Linked DNA regions of Homo sapiens: region 1 is linked to region 2. A link is an interaction called in ENCODE POLR2A ChIA-PET data of the cell type or tissue named here. Cell type or tissue: B cell. All regions are shown on one strand. Links, peaks and the distances in the headings refer to the core of each region. The heading gives the core; the rest is flanking DNA.

Evidence for each region. ChIA-PET counts read pairs that join two places held together with the same protein. Peaks named below come from ENCODE experiments on the same cell type or tissue, not always from the same donor. Only the 100,000 strongest peaks of a DNase experiment are listed, where the experiment ranks them.
Region 1: POLR2A ChIA-PET joins it to region 2 with 5 read pairs; 1 of 35 experiments calls an interaction of 5 or more read pairs at or near these places.

Annotation. Positions count from the first base shown.
Region 1 is chr3:193,690,623-193,696,009 of GRCh38, forward strand. It overlaps OPA1 (OPA1 mitochondrial dynamin like GTPase), which reads left to right. Exons shown (of 31, transcript NM_130837.3): 30 at 1,441-1,510; 31 at 3,984-5,387. The coding sequence ends at 1,505. Among named protein-coding and RNA genes, the nearest start is that of OPA1-AS1, 66 kb to the left of the region's middle. In B cell, for the core only: no CTCF peak of the experiment used is centred there; a DNase peak (open chromatin) is centred at 3,379; H3K27ac peaks cover 2,314 bases.
Region 2 is chr3:195,524,291-195,529,677 of GRCh38, forward strand. PPP1R2 (protein phosphatase 1 regulatory inhibitor subunit 2) reads right to left here. Exons shown (of 6, transcript NM_006241.8): 3 at 529-606. Among named protein-coding and RNA genes, the nearest start is that of PPP1R2, 16 kb to the right of the region's middle. In B cell, for the core only: no CTCF peak of the experiment used is centred there; no DNase peak of the experiment used is centred there; H3K27ac peaks cover 909 bases.

The DNA of each region.
Region 1 (5,387 bases), core at 302-5,301, 1.8 Mb before region 2:
AAAGGACAATTCTTCATTTTCTTGGGTACTCATCACTAATAGCTGCCTCGCTGGTAAAAAGGAATACATGTATCTTCAATTGCAGATTATTTACTTTTAAATATAAAAGATATAAATGTCAAATATTAAATGCATCTTACATGGTTTTCCTACATAGTGAAAGTAGAATGCTTGCCAGTTTTGCCTCTAGGTCACTCACTTTGAACCAGCCAACCCACCTTAATTGATCATTTCCACTAATATGTTAAATTACCTTAAAAGAACAAAAATATTTATCATGCTTACTATAACCTGTGTTTTAAAATAGGAGGCCAGGCACAGTGGCTCACACCTGTAATCCCAGGACTTTGGGAGGCCAAGGCAGGAGGATCACTTGAGCCCAGGTGTTCAGGACCAGCCTGGGCAACAAAGTGAGATCCTATCTCCACAAAAAAATTAAAAATAAAAACTTAGCCAGGCGTGGTGGCACGTGCCTGTGGTCTTAGCTACGTGGGAGGCCAAGGCGGGAGGATCACCTGAGCTCAGGAGGTTGAGGCTGCAGTAAGCCCTGCCAACACCACTGCACGCCAACCTGGGCGACAGAGTAGGACCCCCATCTCAGAATATAAAATAAAGTAGGAGGTGCATGTGAAGTAGTATAGATCATGACTTTTCCAATTTTAAGAGGGGATTGGCATGTACTATGAGCAGTTCACATTTGTGGAGGAAATCTACATTTCAGAGAGTATATATTTCATTTGGAAGTCTATAAACATGAAAACCTAAAATAAATAATGTAAATCTACCTCTAGTGGCTCTGGTATTTTTAAACTTATTTATAGCTGGCAAAGTACTTTTTTGTATGTATTTTTATAGCACCATTGCACTTCTCATGTTTGTTGCAAGCATCTCCCACAGCTTCCTTTGTCTTTTAATTTTATGACATATAAATAAAAGTATACATTTCAATATGGCCATATTGATTGATCTTTTCCTTTGTAACTCTTACTACTTTATATTTAAAAAGTCATTTCCCAGTCTAAGGCCACCTCTATTTTCTTTTAGTTTTTTAAAATGGTTTCATTGTTTTATATTTGCCTATGATCCAGACATTAGTAACTGTGGGTTCTTAATTGGGCTTCAGAGAATCTGAGAATTCCTTAAAATTCTCTACATAATTGTACATGTACTTAATACATGCTTTTTTCCATGTTAAGAGTCCAGAGTTTTTGTTAGATCCTCAAAGGGGTCAGTCAGTCTCTCCTCCCACTTCCAAAAAATGTCTGAGACCTACTACTATAATCCATCTGGACTTTATTTGGGTAAAAGGTGGTATGGTGAGACTCATATTTTTCTTTTTCCCGCAAATAGTTAAGTATACCAACCATTTAGTAAATAATTACCTCCTGATTTGTGATACCTTTGAAAAATAAATGTTTTTCTTTATTTTTATCTCCACAGAGAAAGTTAGAGAAATTCAAGAAAAACTTGATGCTTTCATTGAAGCTCTTCATCAGGAGAAATAAATTAAGTGAGTAAAAATTCTCTAACTGTATTGGTGCTGACTAAATACAAAATTACACTTTTCTTAATAGTTTATCATTCTGCTTCATTTACATCCTGCTTGTCACTTATGCTGTAATTTCAATGGCATGAATCTCTGAAACTAGCTTCCGAATTTCATTTGTATAACGTTGCTTTGAATAACTTGATTGCCTTCTGGCTGAATTAAGAATATCCTCTAGAACTCATTTTGAATAGAACAAAGGTGAACACAGAGCTAAGATATTGTATAATATGCAGGTGACTCATTTTCTAGGTGTAAAGAATTGAGCTGTAGTTGACATTACTTTATTCTTCTTGCCTATAGTCTATCAATAATGATGTGTATGTTAAATATTTAACTTAGAAAGTTTTCTGTTTGACTTAATTAAAATTTTAATAATTGTTCTTAATCCTTATCTCTTTTGTTTAAAAACATTTAGATAAGTGTTTTTCCTACTTAATTTATATAGCCTTAGAATTTAGTACTCCTTGAATTTACTTTCTTGTCTGATTCTGCTTTCTGGCATTAGAGGCATGTTCCTAATAAAATACATATTTAAGGACTTTTCCTTAGTAGCATAATCAATTAATTGTTGCTGAAGAATTTTAATCAGTAAGTCACTTGCTTGAGAGGAGACCTCGCTCTGCCACCCAGGCTGGAGTGCAGTAGTGCAATCACTGTTCACTGCAGCCTCAACCTCCTGGGCTCAAGCAGTCCTCCCACATCAGCCTCTCAAGGAACTGGGGCCACAGGCTCATGCCACCATGCCCAGCTAATTTCTTTAATTTTTTGTAGAGATGGGGTTTCACCCCGTTGTCCAGGCTGGCATTTGCTTTTATAAAAGAAGTTGAGGAAAGAAAAATACTGTAGTTAAGTCATTATCACTTCAAATATTTTGTCACTTTTGTCTGTGACCCTTACCCTACAGACAGCCTGCAGCAGGCTCAGAACTAGAAGGAGTAGAAATGTAAAAGGTTCCCTCCCTGGCTACGCTCGGTTCAGGTCAGTTCAGAAAAGGCTCTTAAACCAAACTACCTACTTTCCTGTCAGGAAAATGTATTTGAGAAAGCAGGGTGGAAAGGGAAGTACAACTTCCATGGTACATCATTCGGAACAGTGTGCCAGCAAAGGAGGAGAGAAACAAGACCTAGAAAACTTGAAAATAAAGCTTTGTAACTTTATTTCATTTGTTTCTTTAGTAAGTTAAGACAGGCCAGTGCGGTGGCTCACTCCTGTAATCCCAGCACTTAGGGAGACCAAGGCGGGCGGATCACTTGAGGTCAGGAGTTGGAGACCAGCCTGACCAACATGGTGAAACCCCGTCTCTAATAAAAATACAAAAATTGCCCAGGTGTGCTGGCACATGCCTGTAATCCCAGCTACTCGGGAGCCTGAGTCAGGAGAATCACTTGAACCTGGAAGGTAGTGGTTGCAGTAAGCAGAAATCGTGCCACTGCACTCCAGCCTGGGCGACAGAGCGAGACTCTTGTCTCAAAAAAAAAGTGAAGACAGATATATGGAAATATACAAAAATACATAATCATCTTTAACACAAGCTAAACATAATTTTTGTGTTTTATAAGTGTCCGTGTTCATAAATGTTTTCTATGTCTTTTGTGTATGAATATTTTATTTTAAAACCATTAAGTGTTACAATATCACCCTAATCATGGTGGTTACCGTGAATACTTACTATTAGAAATAAACATCTGTAGCGCCTCCTTGATCTCCCCTTTAGCACCAGAGCTTACATCATAGTTCTATTTACTGACCTGTGTGTGCTTTGCGGGGAAAAATTGATGAAAGCCCCGGAAGCCCCGTTAAAAAGACAAGCTGTATTTCTGTTTTTTTAACAAAATGAGGAAGCTGAAAGCCAGCCAGTGTTTTACATAATGGTGTCTCTCCCCTCAGCTGATCAGTGTGACATCCAGAGTTGCTGTTGCTGCTACCTGTCTAGTCTCTAAGACCCTTTTCAACCCTTGTGACTTAAGACTCTGTGAACTTTTACAAAGTATCTTGTGATCTGGACAGATGATCTGTTTTGTACCCTGCAGATGCATTTAAAAGAATAAATCTGGCAGAATGGTAACCTTGCTTCATTCTGACCATTTTATCAAAGTTACCAAGGACCCTAAGGAATACTTTCTCAAGTATAGTTTTAACACATAGGATTCCTAATTAATTGTTATTCTAATATTTGCTGAAGGTGTTTATATGCTATACAGTCATACACAGATTCTTCTTCAATTAATTTTAGTATATGCTTTTAACTTATGTTTGATAAAAAAATTATGCCAATATTGTTAGGTCGGTGATAGACTATATAAGTTTAGTAAAACTAGCAAAGGTAAGCGGTTAGGCTTCAACATTGTTGTGATCATGCAGTCATCAACTTTGTTTAGAAATTTTGCATTTATCTCCCCTGACCTCAGTTTGTTAAATGGGTTTATTTTTACAGAATCGTACTCATAATCAGCTCTGCATACATCTGAAGAACAAAAACATCAACGTCTTTTGTCCAGCCTCTTTTTCTTCTGCTGTTCCACCTTTCTAAACATACAATAAAGTCATGGGATAAAAATAATCGATGTATGTTACGGGCGCTTTAACCATCAGCTGCCTCTCGAATGGAAGAACAGTGGTAATGGATTAACATCCTATTTTGTTGTACTAAAGTGACAAATCGGAATAATATAATTGGTATGGCCATTAGGTTCAGTCCTTGAAGATAAGAAACTTGTTCTCTGTTTGTTGTCTTATTTGTGGTGGCACTCGTTTAATGGATTAACTGAGGTTGCTCAATGTTCAGTTTCTTTTCCAGAAATACAATGCTAGGTGTTTTGAAATAAAACTTATATAGCAATTGTTTAAAGTTATCAATTGTATATAAAATCACAGTAGCCTGCTAAATCATTGTATGTGTCTGTAGTATTCTATTCCCAGAAACTATTTGACCATGATAATTCAGTTTATATTCACCACATGAAAGAAAAATGGGTAACAGAAGAACCCTTAAAACAGGTTAATTTGGATTGTAACGTTCAGTGAAAGAAATTTCAACCCTTCATAGCCAGCGAAGAAATTTGCCTTGGAAGCCAAGTCAGTACCAGCTTACCTATTTGATTCAGTTGCTGTTTTCTCACTCTCTATATCCATTTGAAATTGATTTATTTTAGATGTTGTATACTTACGTTAGGCTTTCTGTTAATAGTGGTTTTTCTCCTGTTGACAGAGCCACCGGATTATGACACAGGATGAGGAAGATTAAGGATAATCAATTGACTAATTTCATTTAGAATATTATCAAACATTTCAACTAGGTATCAGAAAAAGGCTTTCTTTCATAAGACTATTTTAAATAGAAATTATTTCAACAATTAAAGTAATGTTGACCATCCCCCTCTCAGCTGAATAAAGAAAAATTTAGTTCAATTTATTGCAATTTAATTACAATACTACCTTCACAACATTTTCATGTGTTTTAAATAAATATTTTTTAATTGGCTAAAGGACATTCAAGCAAAGAAATGCTTTCTTTACTTAAAATGTCTATCTCATTTGCTGCCTTTTCACTAAGCCTTTACTTTGTTAATAAAAGTGTCCATTGTGTGATGTTTTTGATTTTACAGTTTGCTAAATCTTATTTTCTTGGAGTTGCTTTTTGGTAACAGCCCCATTGCTACTCCCCATTTTATTGTTTTACATCAATGCATGCTTCGTTGTGATCCCTCAAGATGTAACACTTGGTATGCTCGGTTGAGGATATGAAAAAATACTTCCGAAACCAGGAATTCAATGTATGTTTGTTTTATACTGTTTGATAAGAAAAGTAGGTCCAGCCTTAAGCAGCACAGATGCGCTG
Region 2 (5,387 bases), core at 307-5,306:
ACCAGCGGATCTCTTGAGGTCAAGAGTTCGAGACCAGCCTGGCCAATATGGCAAAACACTGTCTCTACTAAAAATACAAAAATTAGCCAGGCTTGGTGGCATGGGCCTGTAATCCCAGCTACTACTGGGGAGGCTGAGGCACGAGAATTGCTTGAACTTGGGAGGTGGAGGTTGCAGTGAGTTGAGATCACACCACTGCACTCCACCCTGAATGACAGAGCGAGACTCTGTCTCAGAAAACAAATAAAACCCCCCACAGGGAAGTGACACATTTCAGTATCCCAAGTGCAGGTACGCTGGTCTTCCTGCCACCTACATACCTTGATTTTAATCAAGAGACAAGACTATAAAAGTTGGTGACTCAGAAGGTGAAAAAAGGGGGAAAAAAGGAAAAAAAAGTCGGCATAAAACATGTTGATCAACAGCCTTTTCTTCCCGCTCATACAGGGACAGCCACGCAGGCTGCTTTCAACTCTGCACGATTATAAACAGCCTAAGTGAAAATGTGCTCCGGTCATTAGTACTTACTTCCTGGCTAAGATGTCTGGCGCCATGGCTTCAGTGGCCTCGGTGTCACTACAGGCATCTTCATCATCCCCCATCATACTAGTATGACAAGCACATTGTAATTAATACCTGAAACATACATTTTCAGCCACAAAAACAAGGGAGAAAAACAATTCCATCAACCTACTTAACATATCAATATATTTATAGCTCTGTTGATATCTTTGAGGTTTAACTTTATATAGTTCCTATTCAATACAAATACTTAAAAGTACAGCACCCAATCAAGAAAAGACTCCAAATGATTAAAAAAAACACATAAATACAGTCTGCCTGCCATATCCACAGGATCCACATCCATGAATTCAACCGTGGATTGAAAATAGCCAGAGAAAAGTAAAATTTCCTCTGTACTAAACATGTAGACTTTTTTCTTATCATTATTCCCTAAATGATACAGTGTGTAACAACTATTTGCACAGTATTTACATTTTATTAGGTAATATAACTAACACAGAGATGATTTAACACATACAGGAGGATGTGCATAATTATATACATCTACAATGCCATTTTATATCAGAGACTTGAGTGTCTGAGGATTTCGGTATCTGAGGGAGGTCCTGAAACCTCCATGGATAATGAGGAATAACTGTACTGAAAACGTAAATGATCTGGAAAAAAAAATACTACAAAGTTCCAATTATTCCATCCAGTGGGAAGGAACAAGTAATGCAAAGTAAATCACTGTCTGGTTTTAGAACATGTATTTCTACATCAATCTTAAGATAGAGACAAAAGATCTACGCAGACACAAGACTGAGTAAAGTAACAAAATTCGATCCCAAAGATCTAATTTCGGAAGTTTACAAGTGATTTAGCTTTCTCACTCTACCCTCTAATGAAAAATTTGCTCCCCACTTCAATGCAAAAATGGGCAACCTTAATTCTTAAGCCACTGCAAAGTATATAAAGCAGAACTCAGCTATTTATAAAATACTGCCAGTTTATACATTTCCTGGTTAATTAAGGTGACAAGTAAGTCTATAGTTTAGATGACGTTCTTTTTTCTAAGGGAAGTTGAAATTGATCTATGTTATTGAGTTTAATCAAGCAAAGTAAGGTAAAATAAACATTTTGTTAATTTATAGAATCGTTCTATAGAAAATTCTAGTTGTAAAATTTACTGAATTATGTTTATATATGTACATGTATACAGAAGCAATAACTTCTTGTATACTAACTGTGAGATTCTTAGATAATAAGACATGATGTTTCTATAAAAAGCATCTTCACTTAAATAAAATTTTTTTTTTTTTTGAGACAGGGTCTCATTCTGTCACCCAGGAGTACAGTGGCACCATCACGGCTCACTACAGCCTCAATTTCCCGGGCTCAAGTGATACTCCCACCTAAGCCTCTTGTGTAGCTGGGACTACAGGCATGTGCTACCATTCCTGGCTTAATTCTTTTTATTTTTTGTAGAGACGGGGTCTCTCTATGTTGCCCAGGCTCATCTCCAATTCCTGAGCTCAAGCAATCCTCCCACCTCAGCCTCCTAAAGTGCTGGGATTACAAGGATGAGCTACCATGGCTGGCCAAATGAAACTCTCAAAAAGAAAAAAGAAAGTCATGGAAAGAAATGATAAAACTGAGCAGTGAACTGATAAAAGCAGGACACAGGTTATCTCTGCATGCACATAGCCTCAATTACTTAGGGACCAAATAACTTTTCTGGTTATTTGAATGGCAAATATCTACCATTCAAATTATATTTATAAACAGTCAAAAAATAATGGCCATAGCTATTCTGAAATTTTTTTTCTTTTTCTTTAGAGATAAGGTCTCCCTCTGTCATCCAGGCTGGAGTGCAATGACGTGATCATGGCTAATTGCAGCTACAACCTCCAGGGCTCAGACAGTCCTCCTGCCTCAGCCTCCTAGCTAGCTGGGACTACAAGTACACACCACCACCTCTGGATAATTTTACTTTTTTTATTTGAGACAGAGTTTCGCTCTGGTTGCCCAGGCTGGAGTGCAATGGCGCGATCTCAGCTCACTGCAACCTCTGCCTCCCAGGTTCAAGTGATTCTCCTGCCTCAGCCTCCCGAGTAGCTGGGGTTATAGGCGCCCACCACCACATCTGGGAATTTTTATGTATTTTCAGTAGAGACGGGGTTTCACCATGTTGGCTAGGCTGGTCTTGAACTCCTGACCTTAGGTGATCCACCCGCCTCAGGCTCCCAAAGTGCTGGGATTACAGGCGTGAGCTGCTGTGCTTAGTCTAATTTGTTTTAATTTTTTTTGTGGAGATAAGAGTCTCACTCTGTTGCCCAGGTTGGTCTTGAACTCCTGGGCAAGAGTTCTTTGGGGAAGGGCGTGGTGGCTCATGCCTGTAATCCCACACTTTGGGAGGCTGAGGTGGGTGGATCACTTGAGGTCAGGAGTTTGAGATCAGCTTGGCCAACACGGTGAAACCCTGTCAATACTAAAAATACAAAAACTAGCCAGGCGTGGTAGTGGGTGCCTGTAATCCCAGCTACTTGGGAGGCTGAGGCACGAGAATCTCTTGAACCTGAGACATGGAGCTTGCAGTGAGCTGAGATCGTGCCACTGCTCTCCAGCCCGGGTGACAGAGTGAGACTCTGTCTCAAAAAAATAAAAAATAAAAAATAAAAAACAGCATTCTTTGGGAGGCTAAGCGATCCTCCTGCTTCAGGCTCCCAAAGTGCTGAGATTACAGGCGTTGAGCCACTGCACCTGGCCTCAACTATTTTTTTAAATCATGTCTGATCTTAATTCTCCTAGGATACTTATCCCCAACTAACACAAGTGAGTGACGGATGGCCACTACATTTAGTAAAAAGAAAGTACACTCTGATTTTGGATTCTGGTACAATAAAGGTTTTAATATACATTTTAGAAGTTGGGCACGGTGATGTGTGCCCATAGTCAGCTACCTGGGAGGCGGAGGAGGGAGGATCACTTGAGTCGGGAGTTCCAGGCTGTAGTGTGCTATAACTGTGCCTGTTAATAGCCACTGCACTGGGCAACATAGCCAGATCTTGTATCTTTTTTTTTTTTTAAGATTTTTAAAGTATATACCTGCAATTTAGGAGAAAAATAAGAATATAAACCTCTTTTTAGCATGCGTATTTTTTTTTAACTAATTGTAATTTTATTGTTTTTCTTCCCCTCAATTTATTTTTACTTCAATAGGTTTTTGGGAAACAAGTGGTGTTTGGTTACACAGGTAAGTTCTTCAGTGGTAATTGCTGAGATTTTGGTGCACCCATCACCCGAGCAGTGTACACGGCACCCAATGTGTAGTCTTTTATCCCTCAACCCCCTCTCACCCCTCCCATCCCCAAAGTCCACTGTATCATTCTTATGCCTTTGCTTAGCTCCCGCTTATAAGTGAGAACATACAAGGTCTGGTTTTCCATTCCTGGGTTACTTCACTTAGAGTAATGGTCTCCAACTCCATCCAGGTTGCTGTGAATGCCATTATTTTGTTCCTTTTTATATATATTCCATGGTACATACATATATACCACAAAAAACTGTGTATTTCTTCACTCAAATTTCATCAGTATTGAGTTTCAGCATCTGTACCTATTTCATTATTTCTTTTTATGCTCATCAGTCTTTAATATCTTCAAGTTTTTTATTTTTACTGTTTTTGTTAGTAACAGGTTATTTCAAATTATCTTCCAAAGTTTTCACCCACTGACTTAAAATACAGTAGTTCTTAACTCTTCTTTCACTACAGAACAAATGGAAACAGCAGTTACCTCTATTTTAATGGTAACTTTTGGATTTATGCTGTCTTAATTCAATGACAAAATATTTTAATCTTGGAAATCTTTTATTTTTTTCAATACAAGGTAGGTAGGGCATAACTATTTTTTTTTTTTTTTTTTTTTTTTTTTTTTGTAGAAAGAGTCTTACTATGTTGCTTAGGCTGGTTTTGATCTCCTGGCCTGAAGCAATACTCCCACCTCTGCCTCTGTAATCTCAAAGTGCTGGGAGTACAGGCAAGAGTCACCATGCCCAGCCAAGGTATTATCTTTTTTTTTTTTTTTTGAGACAGAGTTTTGCTCTTGTCGCCCAGGCTGGAGTGCAATGGTGTGATCTTGGCTTACAGCAACCTCCGTCTCCCGGGTTCAAGCAATTCTCCTGCCTCAGCCTCCCGAGTAGCTGGGATTACAGGTGCCCGCCACCATGCCTGGCTAATTTTTGTATTTTTTTTTTTTTTTAGTAGAGATGGGGTTTCACCACGTTGGCCGGGCTGGTCTTTCACCTCAGGTGATCCGCCCACTTTGGCCTCCCAAGGTGCTGGGATTACAGGCGTGAGCCACAGTGCTCGGCCCAAGGTATTATCTTAATTAGGTATCTATACCTATTTAGAATCCTCATCTTCTCATAATGCTTCTTGCATTATTTTTGTCTTCATACTGGTTACTGCTGCGTAATGTAATTTCACAATTCATTTAGGAAATTCTGAGACTTGAAATTGTCAAAAATTACATGTAATGATCTGAACAACAATATTACATTAAGTTAAAAAATGAAGACATAAACAGTAATAATGACACCTATCTTTCAGTGGGTTACCATCCATGCAGTTATGCTTCTCTGCAAAGAGACTGAGTAAACCCCAGATTTCTACTTGGGAAGCAAACAAGCCCATATCTCATCTTCCTTTCATGGAAGTTAAAACTAATATATGCACCATTAGTAGCTAGCAACCACTGAGGTGCAACAAATAAACATTTACTACTACCATTATAATGTACAAAATGGCTTTCTTAATTTTAAACTTACACATCACTTAAACCATTACTAAACAAATTGCAGTTAGGTTACTGACTTCACTA